Regions from separate parts of the Mus musculus genome. Here region 2 is linked to region 1. A link is a loop called in an ENCODE intact Hi-C map of the cell type or tissue named here. Cell type or tissue: heart. All regions are shown on one strand. Links, peaks and the distances in the headings refer to the core of each region. The heading gives the core; the rest is flanking DNA. Region 1 overlaps Nexn (nexilin). Region 2 holds the start of Zzz3 (zinc finger, ZZ domain containing 3).

What was found. Peaks named below come from ENCODE experiments on the same cell type or tissue, not always from the same donor. Only the 100,000 strongest peaks of a DNase experiment are listed, where the experiment ranks them.
Region 2: a loop joins it to region 1, with 3 times the contacts of the local background. A loop is called at or near these places in 1 of 42 quality-filtered maps.

What each region holds. Positions count from the first base shown.
Region 1 is chr3:152,255,045-152,264,265 of GRCm38, forward strand. It overlaps Nexn (nexilin), which reads right to left. Exons shown (of 14, transcript NM_001357206.1): 2 at 241-321. The coding sequence starts at 267. Among named protein-coding and RNA genes, the nearest start is that of Nexn, 6.1 kb to the right of the region's middle. In heart, for the core only: a CTCF peak has its summit at 4,594; a DNase peak (open chromatin) is centred at 4,637; H3K4me3 peaks cover 411 bases; H3K27ac peaks cover 1,251 bases.
Region 2 is chr3:152,392,244-152,401,464 of GRCm38, forward strand. Zzz3 (zinc finger, ZZ domain containing 3) reads left to right here and starts at 3,760. Exons shown (of 14, transcript NM_001080755.2): 1 at 3,760-3,895. It overlaps Usp33 (ubiquitin specific peptidase 33), which reads left to right. Exons shown (of 24, transcript NM_133247.3): 24 at 1-1,374. The coding sequence ends at 123. In heart, for the core only: a CTCF peak has its summit at 3,658 (motif pointing right); DNase peaks (open chromatin) are centred at 3,738, 4,128 and 4,398; H3K4me3 peaks cover 3,355 bases; H3K27ac peaks cover 2,751 bases.

The sequences.
Region 1 (9,221 bases), core at 2,344-6,343:
GTACAAACTGAATCTTCTCTCTTTGTGCATCTTGATATTTGTAATAAGGTTACAAACACCTAACTGTGACCATTCCCACAATCCCCAGTTAAACATGTATTATTACATTACAGCTCTTCCTCCCTTTCCAAGTCTCTTCCTGCCTCTCTCCACCCCACTTACACACACACACACACACACACACACACACACAGAGAGAGAGAGAGAGAGAGAGAGAGAGAGAGAGAGAGATTTACTTACCTCTGCCTTTTGCGAAACGTCATTCATGTTTGCTATATGTGGTTATGTGGTTTGGGGCTGAAGCCTTGTATATTTTTGTACCTGAAAATAATAATAATGATGATGATGATGTTGCTAAGTGTGGTAGCACACACACCTTTATTCCTAGCACTTGGAAGGCAGAGACAGGCAGATCTCTTTGAATTTAATGCCAAATTGGTCTGCATGGAAAGCTTCAGGCCAGCCAGAGCTACAGAGTGAAACCCTGTCTCAGACAAACAAAAGACAATAAAGCCGGGCGTGGTGGCACACACGCCTTTAAGCCCAGCACTTGGGAAGCAGAGGCAGGTGGATTTCTGAGTTCAAGGCCAGCCTGGTCTACAAAGTGAGTTCCAGGACAGCCAGGGATACACAGAGAAACCCTGTCTCGAAAAACCATAAATAAATAAGACAATATTGTATATGAATTTTAATGACCTTCCCTTTGATATATTTTATCAATATAAGCTTTTAAAGATACAATTTGTATATATTGTAATATTGTAAATTGTATAGATACATATATGTGTAATTTATATTTTAAATTTTAATATATTTATATAGGAATATATAAATTTTGTATTTCACTTCAGAAGTTCAAATAAGTAGTTGTGATAATCTTCAGCTCCTTTAAGACTATATACAGAGAATAAAAGGTTCATGGTTTAAAAAGCCCAGGAAAGTGTATATAGTCCTGAAGAGCTTAAGGAGCCCTCAAAGGCACCTGGCAAATGTGTACTGTGGACTTACTCAGTAGACTATACTATAAGCACCAGATAGCTTGAGAATAGTTTGACCAAGCTTCATTTAAATTCATCCTTTTTGTTTCCTGTAATCCGACTCTTTTAAATATGAACACACTTTGATCATAATAGAGCCTTTAAAAATGTCCCTTTCAAGCCAATGGTTGTGATGGTGGTGGTGGTGTAATCTTTAGTTACACTGAATAACAGCTCATTGTATGTGGATCCCTTCACCCAACGAAAAAGATTTTGGTTACATCTCTTACAAAAAACAAAAAACAAACAACAAAAAAAAAAAAACCCAACCCAAAACTGATGTTAAACATCAACATGCAGGCCTTTAAATAGCAATACTTTTCAAATCCCTCAGAATAAATACCAAGTCATGATTGCTGGATCACATTGTAAGACTGTGTTTAGCAGCTGGGTGATGGTGAACATCTTTAATCCTAGCACTCGGGAGGTAGAAACAGACAGATTTCTGAGTTTGAGGCTTGCCAGGACAGCTAGGGCTACATAGAGAAACCCCATCTCAAAAAACAAAACTACAGCACTAACCAGAAAGTGTGTTTAGCACAGTCAAAGAACAAACTGACTCTCAAAGTGGGGCAAGTGGTTGCGTCCCACTAGCAATGGAGGAGAATCTGGGTTGGTCCACTCTTGCCTCTCACTTGATGCCCAGTTCTGGGTTATGGTTATTGTTGTGCTGAACGCTATCTCGTCTTAGTTGGCATTTTTCTGATAACATACTATACGTTTTCCCACATGCGCACTTTCCACGTGCACATCTTCTTTAGGAAGGTGCCTGTAGTCTTTGTTGCTTTGGGGGAGAGTTATTTTGTTCTGTGTTAGAGATAAGGTCTCACTATGTAGCAAAGGCTGGCCTAGAACTTTCCATTCCCTCCAGTCTACCACCTGAATGCTGGGATTAAAGGTGTAGGCACCACCCCCACAATATAATCATCCTTCATTGATAGTATAAAAACAGAGGACTGCATTCATTACACAGTGCTTGTTAAGCACCTACTGTGTGTGAGGCTCTCTCTGGTAGATGCTAAAGAATGGAGCCCCGAAGAGACAGGCACTGCCCCTATGTCCTGATCTTAGTAAATGCCTTGAAACAAGTAGTCAGTCTACTTTCTTTCTGTCTCATAAGATTTGAACCAGCTCTCGGGCAGAACTGGGGAGCAGCATATATAGCTAGTGGCCCCATTGTGCACTCATAGTCTGTACTGCTCTTATTCCCAGACCCAGCGCACTTTATGCTCCCTGCCAAGGTTGCAGGGGATCAGGTGCTCTCTGGAGCTTCCTTCCCACTATAGTTAAAATAAATTCCATCAGAGAAAGCTTTCAGCATTCATGCAAAAACTGACAAGCCTGAAAGACCTTTTCTTGTTCAATTTCTAGCATCTTCGTGGGCGTCCCGGGGCACATGTAGCATGCGTGCTTGTTTGTGCATGCACCTATGTACTCACATGCACACATGTCTAAGTTTAGAGGTAGAGACAGTCTTTTATTGAACTCAGAGCTCACTGACTTCGCAAGGCTGGCTAGCCAGTGAACTCCAGGAACCCACCTGCTTCTCTCCCCAGTGCTGGGTTTGCAGATGTCTGTGCGCTCAACTTTTTATGTGGGTGCTAGGGATCGAAACTCAAGCCTTCACATTTGTTCAGCAAATGATTCACTGCCTGAGTCATCTCTAGAGCCCCCTGTTTCCATTCTCACTATAAACTACCTGAGCAGGACTTTTAAATCAATCTTTTGGAAACCTCAAATTCCAAATATCATGCATCAATCATGCACAACATTTTGGTACAATAATCACATCTCAACAGTGAGGTAGTTGTGACAGTCTTTGTCTCATTTTTACCATCTTCCTCTTTGAGCTTCTGTATAGTACCAGCCAACAAATACGTCCCCGAGCAGGGACTTGCTTTCTAGTGCAGAGGCGCTTATTGCAGCATAACTATGCTTACCAGTTCACGGGTTTTCTAGCTCACAGTATTCATAGATGGCCTATAACACTGATAGTATCCATTCAACAATTCACTTTTCTCCAGAACTTTGGCAACTGTTTTAAAATTATCAACTCCTTTTCAATCGGTGCCAAGGTTCAATGAAAACATAGTTACCATCTCTGCTATAGGGAAAATATTCTAATTTAGCTTCTGTGACATGTTTAACTACTACAAATTATCAGAATAATAACTTTATACATTCTTGGTAGAGTTTTAAAGTTCCACAGTAGTGCTTGGCAATGATTCTTTTGCTCTGAGTCTCAAGAGTCAGGAGTCTGCTCTCACCCAGGTTCTAGCACAGCCCTTCCTCTCTGTCTTTCTTTTCCCCCTAGGGTCTATTCCTGAGGGTACTGGTAGCATAGTGCCCCATGGGAAAGAGACCTGACACCAGATGGTCATCTTCTGGCCCTCACACACACACTAAAGCACACCCTACTCCCACTCACAGTGATCTCTAAAAGCAAGGTAAAACAGATAAACATGGATCCTGAAGAGCTGGTTCAGCACTCATACACTGTCTGTGGCTACAGAGGACCTGGGTTCACTTCCCAGCACCTGCCTGGCTGATTTCGGCCTATCTGTTAACTATAGTTCCAGAGGCTCCAACGCCCTTTTCTAATTTCTGCAAACACCAAGCATGCATGTGGTGCACAGACATGCATGTATAGGCCAAATGCATGTGGAATACAGACATGCATGTGTAGGCAAAATGCCTAGACATATAAAATAAATCTTCAAACTAATATATGTATCAATTCAGAAGTGTTCTCCGAGCATCTTTCTATAGTCTGTTAGGATATTTCCATGGTTCTATTATACAGTGACAAACAGGAGACGCTCTCACAGATCCGAAAGTCTAATAGGATACAGTATAGCTATAAAAAATATAAGGGTCTCATTAAAAGTATTTATTCACTTATTTGTGTATGAGTGTGGGCATAGGTTTGAAAACCTCTTTTATATCTGGCCTAACAAGAGAATACATTCTTATATCTGCTTCTACATTCAAAATACTACGACATGTCATCTTAATCGAAATTTATAGAGAAAACATGACCTCACACAGGTTGCATAACTGCATAAGGGTGATGGATGTCCTTAGCCATACGGAACAGGTCCTGAGACCACCTTTTGAGAGTCACTGAACTTAAAGAAAAAGAGCACGCTATCAAATCAAGTCAATTCCCATTCTAGAAAGTAAAGATTTAGGCTAAGATCTCATTATATTTAGAATGCTAAAGGAAAATTTGCTTAAACTCATTTTGTAACCCAGTAACTGAATACCAGATGACTTTCTATCTAGGAGCATAGAAGTCTTTTTTTTTTTTTTTTTTTTTTTTTTTGGGTTTTTTGGTTTTTCGAGACAGGGTTTCTCTGTATAGCCCTGGCTGTCCTGGAGCTCACTTTGTAGACCAGGCTGGCCTCGAACTCAGAAATCCGCCTGCCTCTGCCTCCCGAGTGCTGGGATTAAAGGCGTGCGCCACCACGCCCGGCTCATAGAAGTCTTTCTGACTCTACTGTTAAAGTGACTTTTGCACTCTGAACAGCCAGGTGCAATATCTATAGCTGCCATATGGGGGCAGCAGCAGCATAACAATGCCATCCTGTGAAGTTCTGAATGTAATCCCAGGCAAAGCCCTTGAACAGTCAAGGACAAGAGCTGCAGAAATGGCTCAGCTGCCCTTCCAGAGGACCCAGGTTCAGTTCCCCGCAAGCATGTGGCAGGTCCCAGGCATCTCTCACTTGCTGTGCTGGTACGGTTCTCGGACACAGCAAGAAAAGAAACCTTCAGAACAGAACTGGTCAGCACGCTAGGTTTAACACTTCTTATAGACCTTATTCTGCGTGTGTATATATTTGTAACTTTGAATTCAGTCTTGTGTGTGCCATGCACGTGTGTGTCAGAGGACAGGTCCTCGGGCAGTCCTCACCTCTACTTTGTTTAAGGTGGGTTTTCTGGCTGGCTGCTGCATGTGCCATATACTCCCTGGCCCATGAGCTTCAAGGATGGGCTTGCCTTGTCTGCTTCCCGTCTCCCTTTAGGAGTTTTGGGGGTACTGATGCCAAGATCTACCATAGCTTTATTTGGGCTCTGGAGATTTGAACACTGGCCTTCAGGCTTGCACACGCTTGCACATGCTTGCACACTAACTGAACAGTCTTTCCAGCTCTCAGCTCATTGTTTCCCAGGCTGTATGAACTCAGGGCTTCACATGTATGAACTCAACCACCAAGCTGCCCTCTTCCCCTCCCTGGAATAACTTGTCCTCAGACCTGTGGTTAGCCTCTCCTTTTCCCCTGTCTTCCTTCACATTTTACATATGCAACCAAAGCATTTCAGCAGCAAACAATGTGCAAAACAAATCTGAAATCAAATGGTGATCGTATTGTTACATAATCTCAGGAGAGCAAAACTGTCCAGACAGTGGCAGCCAGGCAGGTTCTCTTCACTGAATTCAAGTAAATTCTTTGTCTTAGGCCCCTACCTCCCTGGCTCCCTGCCTCCCCCCTCCCTCTGGTGCACAGATGCAGGGATGAGGGCTGGCCTCTGACTTCTCCTCCCACCCCACCCCACTTTTTTTCTTTTCTTTTTTTTTTTTAAGATTTATTTATTTATGTGAGTATACTGTAGCCTTCTTCAGAGACACCAGAAGAGAGCATCAGATCTCATTTCAGATGGTTGTGAGCCACCATGTGGTTGCTGGAAACTGAACTCAGGACCTCTAGAAGAGCAGTCAGTTCTCCTAACCGCTGAGCCATCTCTCCAGCCTCTTTCTATTTCTTTCCTTTTTTTTTTTTTTTTTAAGGTCTCACTTTGTAGCACTGGCTGGCTTAGAACTCTCTTTGTAGATTAGGCCTGTCCTGGTTTGTAATTTACAATCCTCTTGCTGCATCCTCCCCAATGTGAGATCACAGTGTCTACTGCCAGGAATGGCTTTGTTGGAACTTTTAAATGAAAAAGTTAAGTATGTAAATAAATGTTAAATAAGTGTTAAACGTTAAAACCTAAGTCTTTGAAAGAAACAATGAATTTGTTTTGAACTTCATAAAGTTTAAGGATAAATGTTTATCAATTTTCACTTGTATAAAAACATAGTCAGCTATAGCAAGTGCAAAGCCATTGCAGCACTAGGGATGCTGAGGCAGAAGACTGCTGTGAGCTTCAGGCTACACAAGACCCTGGATCAAAGGAAAAGAAAAGAAAAACTTACATATAACCGTCCCTCATTTAATTCATGAAAATGACTAACAGGTAGGATGGCGCATGTCTAGCTCAGCCTTCAGAAGAATGAGGTAGGAACCACAGGTTCAAGGCCAGTTAGGACGATACAGCTAAGGCTGTATTTTGGTAAAAGGAAAGCAAAAGTACATTATAAAGTCTGTCAGATCCTTCACCACAGCTCAAAAGCAGGAAACTGGATCTTACCGTCCTGGTGTCCTCCTGTTGCTGCAATAAAACCCTGACTAAAACCACGGCGGGCAGGGAAAGAATCGATCTGGCTCATATCTGCCACTGAAGGGAAGCAGCGCAGGAGCACAAAAAGGGCGGGAGTGGGAGCTCCGGAAAGAAAGGCTGCACGTGGGCACTGCCCCATCTCTCCCTCTCACTGTTCCTAGCCAGCTTCCTTATGCAGCCCAGGACCACCTGGGTCCTCCTAGGCCAATTAAGACAATTTCACACAGACAAAACCACAGACCAACCTGATAAAGATCACCTGAGACTCTTTCCAGGTGACTCCACAGCTAACACAAACTAGGGCATATTGTGAGATGGAGCCCAACCCCCAGCAAACTTAAGTTGCAGCCTACTTTGATATTCTCCTGTAGTAACTGTTACACCATTATTCCTTTACATGGTGGTAATGCTTTTCAAAGTATATTTATCACACTGGAGCCTTGTTAACTAAACCTGCTATGCTCATTAATGCTGTTAGAGTTTCATACACCAGCCAGGACACAGGGCAAGCTCCTGAGCACGGGGACAGAGGCCAAGATAACAAACAGTACTGCGGTCGGATCCACTATCAGCTTAAATGAAAACTGAGACTATTTCAAGAGCAGCCTTGTGCTAACCGCTCAGCTGACATAGCAGGAAGTAAAGTGGGGAGGGTCATACTCCACTAGCCATCACAAAAGCCAGCCAGGACGTTGTCGGGAAGTTCCGGATCTGTCCTAACTGCTGGAGAGCTCTGGGCTTCCTTGCCTATCTAAAATGGAAGACAGCCTGAGGGCCAGAGTCGGGATGGGGAACCTGGAATTCTGGCTAAAAAGTCAGTGGGGTACAGGGAGGTAGGATAAGAACTGATTGCTTTTCACGGCTCTTCTAGTTTCACTCTGTTGTTGTGATGAAACGGTCTGACTGAAAGCAACTTGGGAATGAAGGGATGAAATTGACTTACCCACCCAGGTCACAGACCCTCAGGGAGGGCTTACGCTTCGCTGGCTTTTTATAGAGCCCAGGACCACCTGCTTAGGGATGCTGCTGCCTGCAGTGGGCTGGACCCTCCTGCATCAACAATAAGATAATTACCCACAGACATTGCCACAGGCCAATCTAATCTAGGCTTTCCTCTCGGAGGACTATGACAAAGCTGAGACAATGGGCAAGCTCTAGAGTCACAAGAATCACTCCTAAAAATAAGTGAGACAAGGACAAGAGGTTCTGGAAGTCCTTTCTCTTAAAAAATCTCTCCCCGTGCTGTCTAAGTTTCATAGTTAAGATCATTCCATTTGTTTATCAGTTCATGGCTGTCTTCCTTCTCTAGGCAACAAGCTGACACACGTCAGTCCATTTATAGTGACTTCCTCTTCCCACTCCCATAACACTACCTAAGAAGGATTTTTGTTGTTTGTTTTGTTTTTGAGGAAATCTCTATTCTGTCTCTCTGGCTGTCCTGGAATTACTGGGCAGACCAGGCTGACCTCGAACTCAGAGATCCTGCTTCTGCCTCGAGTGCTGGGATCAAATACACCACTATACCCAGCTTCCCTCATTGCTTTCAACTGTGTGTGGGTGAATTTTATGATACAAATCATGATATATAACGAACATTTCTCAGTTTAAATCCACCCATTCTAGAGTGTAGAAAGCACACTGCCACAGGCACCAACCTGGTAACAAGCCATGGATGTACAAGGCACTGATTTCCATGCCTACGATAACACCATTACCAAAATGTATACTGAAGGGCTAAAGCAGTCAAGAGCACTTACGACTTTTGTAGAGGATCAGTTCCAGGGGTTTTGACTCCTTCTCCTGGCCTGTGTGGACACTGTAGGCACACAGTGCACACACATACATGGAGTCAAAATGTACACACACACAAAAAAAATACACTACCACAAAATAAGCCTCACTACACAGTGAATATCTTAAAAAGTAATGCCGGATGGTGGTGGCACATGCCTTTAATCCCAGTATTTGGGAGGCAGAGGCAGGCTTGATTTCTGAGTTCGAGGCCAGCCTGGTCTACAAAATGAATTTCAGGACAGCCAGGGCTATACAGAGAAACCCTGTCTTGAAAAAAACAAAGAAAAAAGAAGAAAAAAAAGTAACAACTTCAAATGTAATTATAAAAACAGGAGAAAGACCAGGACAGAAAGTATACAAGTGATGTGGACCAGATTGGTCAAGTAAGAAGAGAAACATGCGATTGTTAGTGGGTGAAGTCATTTTCCTCTGACTGATACAGGAAACCAAGATGCTCTGGCTCCACAATGAAGACACCCAGAGACTTCTATACACTCAGGCTTTGGTCCCACGTGCCCACGGTTTGACAGCCATTGACTGTATTCTCATAGGCATGCATAACTGATAGAGTTTTTAAATACTTTTTATTCTTTTGGGGTTTTCAAGATAATAGAGCTTTCTCCCCACAAATGGAGCCCGTCAGTTCAGGCACTTGCTTTCTAAGCAAACTAAATCTATTATGTCTCTATTATATACACTGGCTATCCTGAAACGAGCTATGTAGACCAGGCTGGCCTCAAACTCTCTCTGCATGTAGTTACTCTCTACAATGTACACACATAGTTGCCATGCTTTTCACAAATGAAGCCCCAATCTAAAGCTTCAAGTGAGATTTCAGGGCAAAGTCCTCTCCAAAACCCAGATAGTACATTCCTTGCCTGATGCTAAATATAGTCTTCTCACAATGACATACATTTTGACAATGATCAGCCTTACATGTCAAAAATTTCT
Region 2 (9,221 bases), core at 1,983-5,982, 140 kb after region 1:
AATTTCCTGCAGTCTATATATGGTGGGGGGCCTGAAGTTATCCTCCGACCTCCAGTTGTTCATGTTGACCCTGATGTACTCCAAGCAGAGGAAAAGATTGAAGTAGAAACTCGCTCTTTGTAGTTCTGAGGACACAGAGCTCTAATGAGAAGTTATTCTCACTTGATGCACACACATTCAAAACATTCCGCAAAGCATGTTGATTCTCTTGATTTTCATCCTTTTTTCTCATTTATTCCTTTGTACTGGGCATTATGGAAGGGTATATTAAAATGTTATATAAGTTGGTATATTTAATGCTAAGTAGCTTACCAGAATATCTTTCAGTGTACTGTTTTGAAAGAAAAGGGACAGTTGGTAACTAGGTTCTCTGACCTTTGTTCTACAGGCAGATCCAGCAAACCCTTTGTAGCACTGTAAATACTTTGGCTTCGATAATGTTCTTATTACTCTAACCAATCATAACTGGCTAAGCTTTTTCATTTCTCCAAAAAGCTAATTTAATTGTATATTTTGACATGAATTTGCATAGTAATGAACCTATGTTAAATCCGAGAGTGGTGGTCAGCACATTGTTAATTTCCTAACGCTCAGGAAACATCAGGTGGGTGGGTGTTACTGCTTTTGCACTGCAGCATATAAAACTGCATATTACAATTTACAAAATGTCTTTTTTGAATGTAACGGGATGTATTCATTTTTAGTGGAATTTGTTACCAGATATCAGTAAATTATTGCTGCTTATAATGTAAAATGTTAAACTTTAGTTCTGTAGACCTGAATGGTATTCATTAATGTTAGTAACAAGAAAATACCCCTTAGTTTTAGGCCACTTCTATTTTGAGAGCATGAAGTATGGAATGTGTCAAATGAGATTGTTGATAAAGCTGAAACCACTTGCAAAATGATTTTTTAATGAAATGCATAAAGTCTTTTTGAATAATAGAGTATTCACTGCTGTTTGCTTGATCATGTGATGTCAAAAGCTCAACTATATGCAACTACAAACATGCAGGTGACTGAGGGACAGCATTCATGGTGACTTTGCAATGTTGTTAAAACTCATTCAATAAAAATAATTCTAAAATGTATAAACTGAATGTTGAATTTATTTGATAGACTTTTTAAAAAAGGTGTAAAGTCTGTTAGTATTAATGCCTTTCATTATATCTTATTTGAAAGCATAAGCTAGGAAGTTATTTGCTATAATAACGTTTATTAAACTGTTTCAGAATGGCAGCATGGTGGTTGGCATCTGTCTCCCAGTACCTGGTAGGCTTGGCTGGAGGAACCTAAGTTTGTGGGCTGTAGAACAAGACCGTCCCAAAACAACAGCTAACTATAAATAAAACTTATCAACTGTGCATTTAAAAATGGTGATTTTCTAACTCTAGCACCCTCACTCATCCTGATGTCGGATGTTACACATGCTGAACACTATCTTACTTTAGTTTGGATATGAAATATATCCTGTGTCGAAACACCACCACCTGGGGGTGTTGTGAGGTGGCTGCACCTGAGGATGTCAGCCTCATCCACAGGCTGCATCTTGTCCCTGACCTGCGTATCTTTGTGCCTCCTAGTTGCTCCCTGAGGCTGAACAGCTTTTTTCTGCCATCATGTTCTGCCTTGTTACAGGTCTAAAAGCAATGGAGTCAGTTGACCATGGGCTAAAACTTGAGCAAAATAAATCTGTCCCTTGCTTTTCTTATTTTGTTATAAGGATCAAAGCTAACAACCACAATGCTTTTTATCACTGAGATATATATACTTCAACGCTAACATTCCTTCTAAGAGACTTATTCAAGTGTTTTTCAACCTGTGAGTAGGAGTGCTTATAGCTCAGTGGAGTGTTCTCTCTTAACTCTTTCTCTTCAAAACTTCATGTGACTCAGGCTGGCCTCAAACTTGCTTCGTAGCCTATAATTCCAGTACTGTGAGGCAGAGGCAGGAAATGAAGAGTTCTAGGATGTATACACACACACACACACACACACACACACACACACGGATGGAGGGAAGGGCAGGGAGAGTATTGTAGATCAGCCTTGACTATAGAAGCTTGCCTCAGCGAAAACAAGCTTCAAATCGCAATGCCTGTTTTGCCAACAAATGTTAGCAAGGCCATGGGTTGGGTTTCTCTCTTATGTTTACATATTAGTGCCGGGTGGTGGTGGTGCACGCCTTTACTCCCAGCACTCGGGAGGCAGAGGCAGGCAGATTTTTGATTTTGAGGCCAGCCTGGTCTACAAAGTGAGTTCCAGGCCAGCATGGGCTACACAGAGAAACCCTCTCTCGAAAAACCAACAAAACAAAACGTTTGCGTATTAGTGCGGTGGTACCATTCCCACGGAAGAGAAAGGGAAAGTAAACCTGTGGGGACCTTTATCGTTACAACCATCGTTCTCTTGGAAACGGATGACAGTCCAATAATGGCGCGCGCGTGCGTGCGTGCGTGCGTGCGTGCGTGCGTGTGTGTGTGTGTGTGTGTGTGTGTGTGTGGCTAGACAATGCTCCCAGCAGCAGATAAATTCTGACCATCCCAATAGTAGCTAGCCTATGCAGGTAGCATATTGCCTGGCTGGGAAATCGTGTTATTTTTATATCTCTGCCTATTGCAAGTCCAACACAGTTCAATAAAAACCATGGGAGGGTGTGCTGTGGTGAGGCCTTATAGACCCCACTACTAGGAAAATTAAGGCAATGGAGAGCAGTGTCTCTAAGACACAAGATGGCAGGTGTGATAGTCAGTATAACTATAATTGGTATTCTTTATTTTGGAGCAGATATTACTCTGAGTTGAATTGGAGACAACCAAATACAAGTCCACTTCTATGATCTAATAACTTACGAGCAATTGAAAAGAAACCACACTTACCCACTTCCTTGGAAAAACAAAACTGCTCCAGCTAAGGAAAACAAAGAAAGGCACTGAAGCCATACTGCACAGTTGCGAAGAGCCCCAGTTAATGGATTCTACCAGTGGACTTGGTATTTTTTGGAACACAATCTAATAGCCAAAGGGTTGCATGAGCGTCCCCACAGCTCAGAAGTGGTGGCCTATGGTGCTATCAACCCAGAGGAAATACTTATCCCTGTAACTGAAGGCGGGCATTACTTTGCTGCACTGCTAATACTGTATATTTGAAAGGGCGGTGTTATGGATTGAACTCAGAGCTTCACGTAGTTCCGGTAAGCACACGCTGAGCTACATAAATAACCAGTTTTCACTATGGGTTGAGCCATACTTGGTGCTGGACACAACTGTGGGCAAAAGCTAAGAGAAAAGACGCCCTGCCTTTAAAGAGACTTCATTCTTGGCGGGTAGTGCTGTTTAAAGGTACGGAAAATAAAAGCGGTGGAGAAGGTGTACTCTGGTGGGACTGCCGACGAGTCGCGGTGGAGCTGGGGAAGAGTCCTGCCCTAGGGAGGGAGGTGAGCAAAGGCTGGAGAGGTGGGCGCCTGCGTACTGAGCGGGCGGCGGCTGGCGCGGCAGTCCGGGGCGTCGTGCGGAAAGCGCCGCGGGGCCAGGCAAGGTCGGGACGCGGGCGGGGAGCCTCTCCGGGAAGGTAGAGCGGATCACAGCACGCAGCGGGCTGGGCCGGTGAATCCTCCCGCCCGCCGGCCGGCCGGGTCGGGATCGCTGCAGCGGCCGCGGCCACCAGTAGGTGGCGCGCCGAGCGCCCGGCTCCCAGCGTCTCAGAGCCGAGGAAGGAGGGGACCGGAAGGAGCCGCCGCTGCTGCGGGAAGTGGAGGAGCGGGAGGCGGGGACCCACCTGGAAGCGCCGCGGCGCCGCTGTGGCGCTTCCTGCGGCGGAGGGCGCTGGAGCCAGTGCGGCGGCCGACGGCGGCCACGCGGGCGGCGCCTCCCGGAGCGGCCCGCCCCACGCGAGAGGTAAGCGGGATCCCCGGGGCGCGTGGCGGGGCCGGCGCAGGGGCGGGAGCGGAGCGCGGAGGGAAAGGCGCGCGCGGGGCCGGAGCCCTTCAGAGCGAGCGAGCGCCGGGAGGGGGTGGCCGAGGCGGCGGCGGCGGCGGCGCCCCCACGTGGGCCGGGCGCGCGCGTTCGCGGCTGAGGGGGCGGGGAGGCCTGCGGAGGCGCCGGGCGCGCGCGCGGGGCTCACGTGACGGCCACGTGACCGGAGGCCAGGCCGGCTGAGGGCTAGCGCGGTCCTCCGTGGCGTCCGGAGGGCGGCAGAGGGCTGAGTTTGGCGTCCCGCCTTTCCTTCTCCCCTCAGACGACTCAGAGGAGGAATCCAGGGCGGGGAAGGCTTGCCTCTCCTCCCGTTTGCCCGCGGCCTCCCAGTGCGAGGACGAACCACACGTTCAAAGTCCCGAAGTAGTGATTAGCTTCCCCCACGCCGCCATGTTGGCTCCAGCGCACGCCCGCCCGCGAGATGCCAGCGGGTCGGTATCGCGAGATCTCCGGACTCTCGCGGGACCTGGTTGGCAGAGCGGTTGCGCTGGATGGCGGAGCCCCGGGTTCTCGGGGCCCTGGGACCAGTAACTCTTTTCCTGCAGGCAAGTTGTCGGGGAGGGGCCGGGGCGCGCGCCCGGGCGCCGGGAGCCTTCGTGCGCGCGCCTCGCCGTCGCCTGCGGCGGTGCAGAGCGGCTGTCGCGCGCCGCGCTCCTCCCGCCCCCGGGCGCCCGCCACCTGCGGAGACCTCCCCGCCGGCCGCTGCCCGGCGCTCGCTCGCCGGCCCGGAGGCCGCTGCCAGCCCGCCCCGCCCGCCGCCGCCCCCTCTGCCCAGTTACCCTCTCTGCAGACAGCTCCACTTTCCTGTCGCCTGTGGCTGCAGAATCTTCCCCCAGTCTCCCAACAGAACGCATAGCATCTCTCGTGTCCGGGCGTCATTTAGCCACCCACTTGTCTATTGGGAAGTTCTCCTCGTCACCCTGGCTGCTGACAGTAACTTTTGGCAGTGTTTGGGAGGCCCCCTCACCCCTGACAGTACCCGAGGTCAGAATACAATCCTTGTTCTGTACATGCTGATAAACTCACGTCGGTAGGGATTGGGGCTACCATTTTTGGTATTCTGGGGTGCCGGTTTTGTTTTGCAGAAAATAGTAGTGGGTTTGTTTTAACGAAAAATCCCGCTACTTCTTAAATTTGAGGTCGGTCATAAGTGTCTTCATGAGTCAATCACTTTTTTCTACTTAGAACAGCCACTCACAAGTCAGTTTACCATATTTGTTTTCATTTCTTTGTATTCAAAAGTATGGAAGCTACACAATCGGGAAACTAGATAGATAATTCATTCATAGTTATCCTGTCCGCCCCACCCCTCGCTCTGAGACAGGCATACTATCTGTATCCCCGGATACTCTAAAACTGACTAGGTGGGCCCGGATTCATGGCATTTGTTATCACAGCCAGCACATACCATTTTAAATTTTTTATCATTTACTTATTATGTGCCTGTGTATCTTGGATATTGTATGTGCTCAGCTCTCTGGAAGCCAGAAGAGGGTGTCTGATCCCCAGGATCAGTATTACAGGACTTTCTAAACTGTTCAGAGTAAGGGGTCTGAACTTTGGACCGCAAGACAGAGCAGCAAGCACTCTTAACCACTGTCTGTCTCTTTGAAACTACAAAAGTGTACTTACTACCTACAGAAAGGGAGAGTAAAATGCTCTTTATTCTGTTTTACAAACTTCTCAGTTTTCTACCCTGAACCTGATCATTTTGTGGTCCGTGCTTTGTCCTAAGTTGTCAGGGCTAAGTTGGAGGGCTGATTTGGTAATAAACTTTCATAGCATTTACAAGCAGCAAATTATCCACTAGATAAAATTATATAGTGTTAGATCTGTTGTCAGGACTCAAGTGTAGATAACTTGGTGAAAGTATCTAATAGCTCCAATAATAGAGCTTTTGTTTGTTTTTGCAGTGGAAATGTTCTAGGGTGCTGGTAGCTTTGCACACAGAAAGTTCTTTTAAAACAAAGATTTAAGGAAACATCAGCTTTATAATTTTTAATGCTTATGTAAGTACCAATTATGCATTCTAAACCAAAAACATGCCTATGGATGTTAGTTCTTTTAAAATTTTGACCCTGAGTTTTAAAAAGATGCTTATTTTATGTGTATGTGCCCTAGTGTTGTGGTCAAGGAGGCCTTGAGGGTCAGAAAAGGATTGTCAACAGTCCCTGGAGTTACAGGCGGTGGTTGTGCGCTGCTATGTGGGTGCTTGGAACCAGAGGATCAGCAGCAAGTGCTCTTAGCTGCTGAGGTGTCTCTTCTAGCCCCTCAGAGTAGTAGTTTAATCCAATCACTAGAACGATAGACACCAGTAGTTAATACAAACATCTGCTTACATTAGGAGCACTAAGTGTCATTTTTGTCATTACTCCTCTGAAAAAACATAGCAGTGGTAGAATTCTATTTAAAAATTCAAAAAGCCAGGCAATGTAGCTCATGCTGCGCTGGAACTTAGTTCCTCTAGTCCTCTAGACTTGAGAGGCAGCCGGCAGTCACCATTTCTCTCTTTACTAGACAGGGTGCAGTAAAAAGTAATTGTACATGACTCCAGTGGTCTTTTCTCTTAGCAGCCCTGGCTGTCCTGGAACTCACTCTGTAGACCAGGCTGGCCTCGAACTCAGAAATCTGCCTGCCTCTGCCTCCCGAGTGCTGGGATTAAAGGCGTGTGCCACCACCGCCCGGCCTTGTTTGTTTTTTAAATTAGTCTGTGCAGGTAGGAAGATTGAGGACAGACATGTTGAGTTATAATGTGGAGAAGATGAAAGGAAAATAGGCTGACAGTGGAGCTATACAAGTTAGGGATGCAGAGAGGCCAGGGTAGGCAAGTCCATTGACCTTGAATTGACCAGTTAGGAAAGAGTAGGAGAGACAAGTTAGTTGTTCTTTTGGGAGAGGGGCTATTTGTTTTGGGACAGGCTCTTACTGTATAGCCCTGGCTAGGCTGCTGTCTATATGCAGACTGTACTGGCTTTGAACTCCTGGCAATATTTCCACCTCTGACTTTAAAGGTTGTGAATACAGAGTGTACGATACCCAATTCCTAAATGTCTCTTAGACTGCTGTATAGGTCACCTTCAGATGACACTAGATACACTTGTACTGCAGGTCAGCAGGTGAGTGACATTCTGTGGATTCCTTCATAATCTGTGGAGCTGGATATGGTGGCTTATGCTTTTACACCCAGCATGCAGAGTGAGGAAGGAGCATTACTGAGTTTTAGACTAAACAGCTTTAATGACTACATAGTGAGTTCAAAGCCATCCTGGGTGATGAGTGAAACCCAAGGTCACATACATAGAGGAGAAAAACAAAAGTCAGCAATGGAAGTCACACTTTTGCAATGGTTTCTGCAAAGCTATCCACCTAAATTTTGCATAATAATGATTGGTTTGTTGTATGGGTTAGAGAATCTCCTGTGGACGTGGTGGTGCAGGACTTTAAACCCAGCACTTGGGAGTCCGGTGAGTCTGCATATGAGGCCAACCTAGTCTACTGATAGAGTTCAAGGGCAGCTACGCAGAGAAACCAGTCCTCAAAAACAAAAGAACTTTGTTCTACAAACTGTTTTTGGTGGTGAGTTTTGTAGATTACCAGTCTTTTACAAGTAATTTACTTTGAGGTTGAGAAAAGAATCAAGGAAGAGGAAAAAAGTGTCTTGCATTGAATTGTTCGTACATTTTATAGTAAAGTACATGATGAAAAGCTGTTGCAGGGGCTTTAAGAAGAAAACTGATTTCAAGTAAAAGTTCCGTTTGGGGTTAAACTATAAGTAACAGTTGAGTGTTAGGATGTTTTGGGCAGCATTTAGTATAATTGTGATACATTTTTATATAATTTTCTGTAATTAAAACTCTGGTAACTGTTTGGTTCCAGACCCCTAGACAGGGGACTGAGGTGCATATTTTACATAGCAAAGCTGACTTGGCCTCCAAATCCTCCCAGTGTCCCTCAGCCCCTACCTGCCTTCCCCCAGGCTCTCCTCTATATCATCTAGACTTTGTGGTATTCCTCTTCTCTCTGTGGGTGCACCCTTTCTGTCTTTCTCTCTTCCTGTCCCATTTTCCCTATGGCGAGTTCCCTGGCCTCAGTCCTTGGGGCCAGTGAACTCTGCCTGAGAGCAGCTTCCCAATAAACCTGCCTTTAATAGAATCTAACCTGACTTGAATTGGCTCACTTCAGTAACCACTGTCATACTAGAAAAAAGTATATGTGTATCAGTCTGCATTGCAAAGTCCCAAAGGTGTGTCTGGGTTTTGAAACTGGCTGTCTGGACTTGACATTTTTGTTTGACACTGCACTTCTTACCTTTCTGTTGTTTTCTGCCTCCTTCCTGTAGTATTGTATAATGATTTCTATCCTGTCGGATAAGTGAGTTCTGTACCTTTCCCTGCGGACCGCACTGTTGCAGGACAGGTCAAGCTGGTTACTTAGTCCTGCTCCTCCCGCTTCGTGCAACACTGGGGATTGGACCTAGGACCTCAGGCAGGCTAGGGAAGCACCCTACTGCACTGTAATTCAGTTTTTACCTCTTCCTGCCCTCTTGTGTTTTGAGGCAGAGCTTCCACAGGAGGCTGGCCTAGAGCTCTTTTTCCTCCACCACCCAAGAGATGGGTCTATTGGTGTGTCCCACTATGTCTTGTTTTATTTTGGCTTTTCCAGATGAGGTTTCTTTGTGTCTTTTCTTTTTTAAGCTTAGTGTTTTTAAACACTACATTTCCTCATCTAACATTTATTGAGCAAAGTGAACTCAAGTCATTGGTAACATAATAGAGATTTTCTGTCTTCAAAGTCATTGGTAACCTGAGTACTCCCATGCAGCGCTTCATGAGAGAGAGGTCTTGTTATGGAGAAATCGCCCTAACTTGACGGTTTCAGGGCAGTTGGCTATTCTACCAGGTGGGTTTCAGATTGAATTCAGATTGTCAGACTTGATGGCCCATCTAGTTGTCTTCTAGTTGATTAGAAGTTCAATAAATAGACCCTGTTACACTCTTTCTTTTTCCCTCCTCCCCTTCCTTTTCTTTTTGTGCTTAGGGTCAACCTTTGTGCCTTGTACACCCTAGTGCTGTACCTAGCATTCAGCTAAATTCCCTAGCCTAAGTTTGATTTTCTTCTAACTTAGCAGTTAGAAATCAAGTTTATGAATTTCATAAATGAAGAGATTATTCTTTGGGTTCATTTACATGGCTGTATTGTCAAGATTATTTTCTTAGAAAAGATCTGTGTTGTGTGAAATTATTTTATT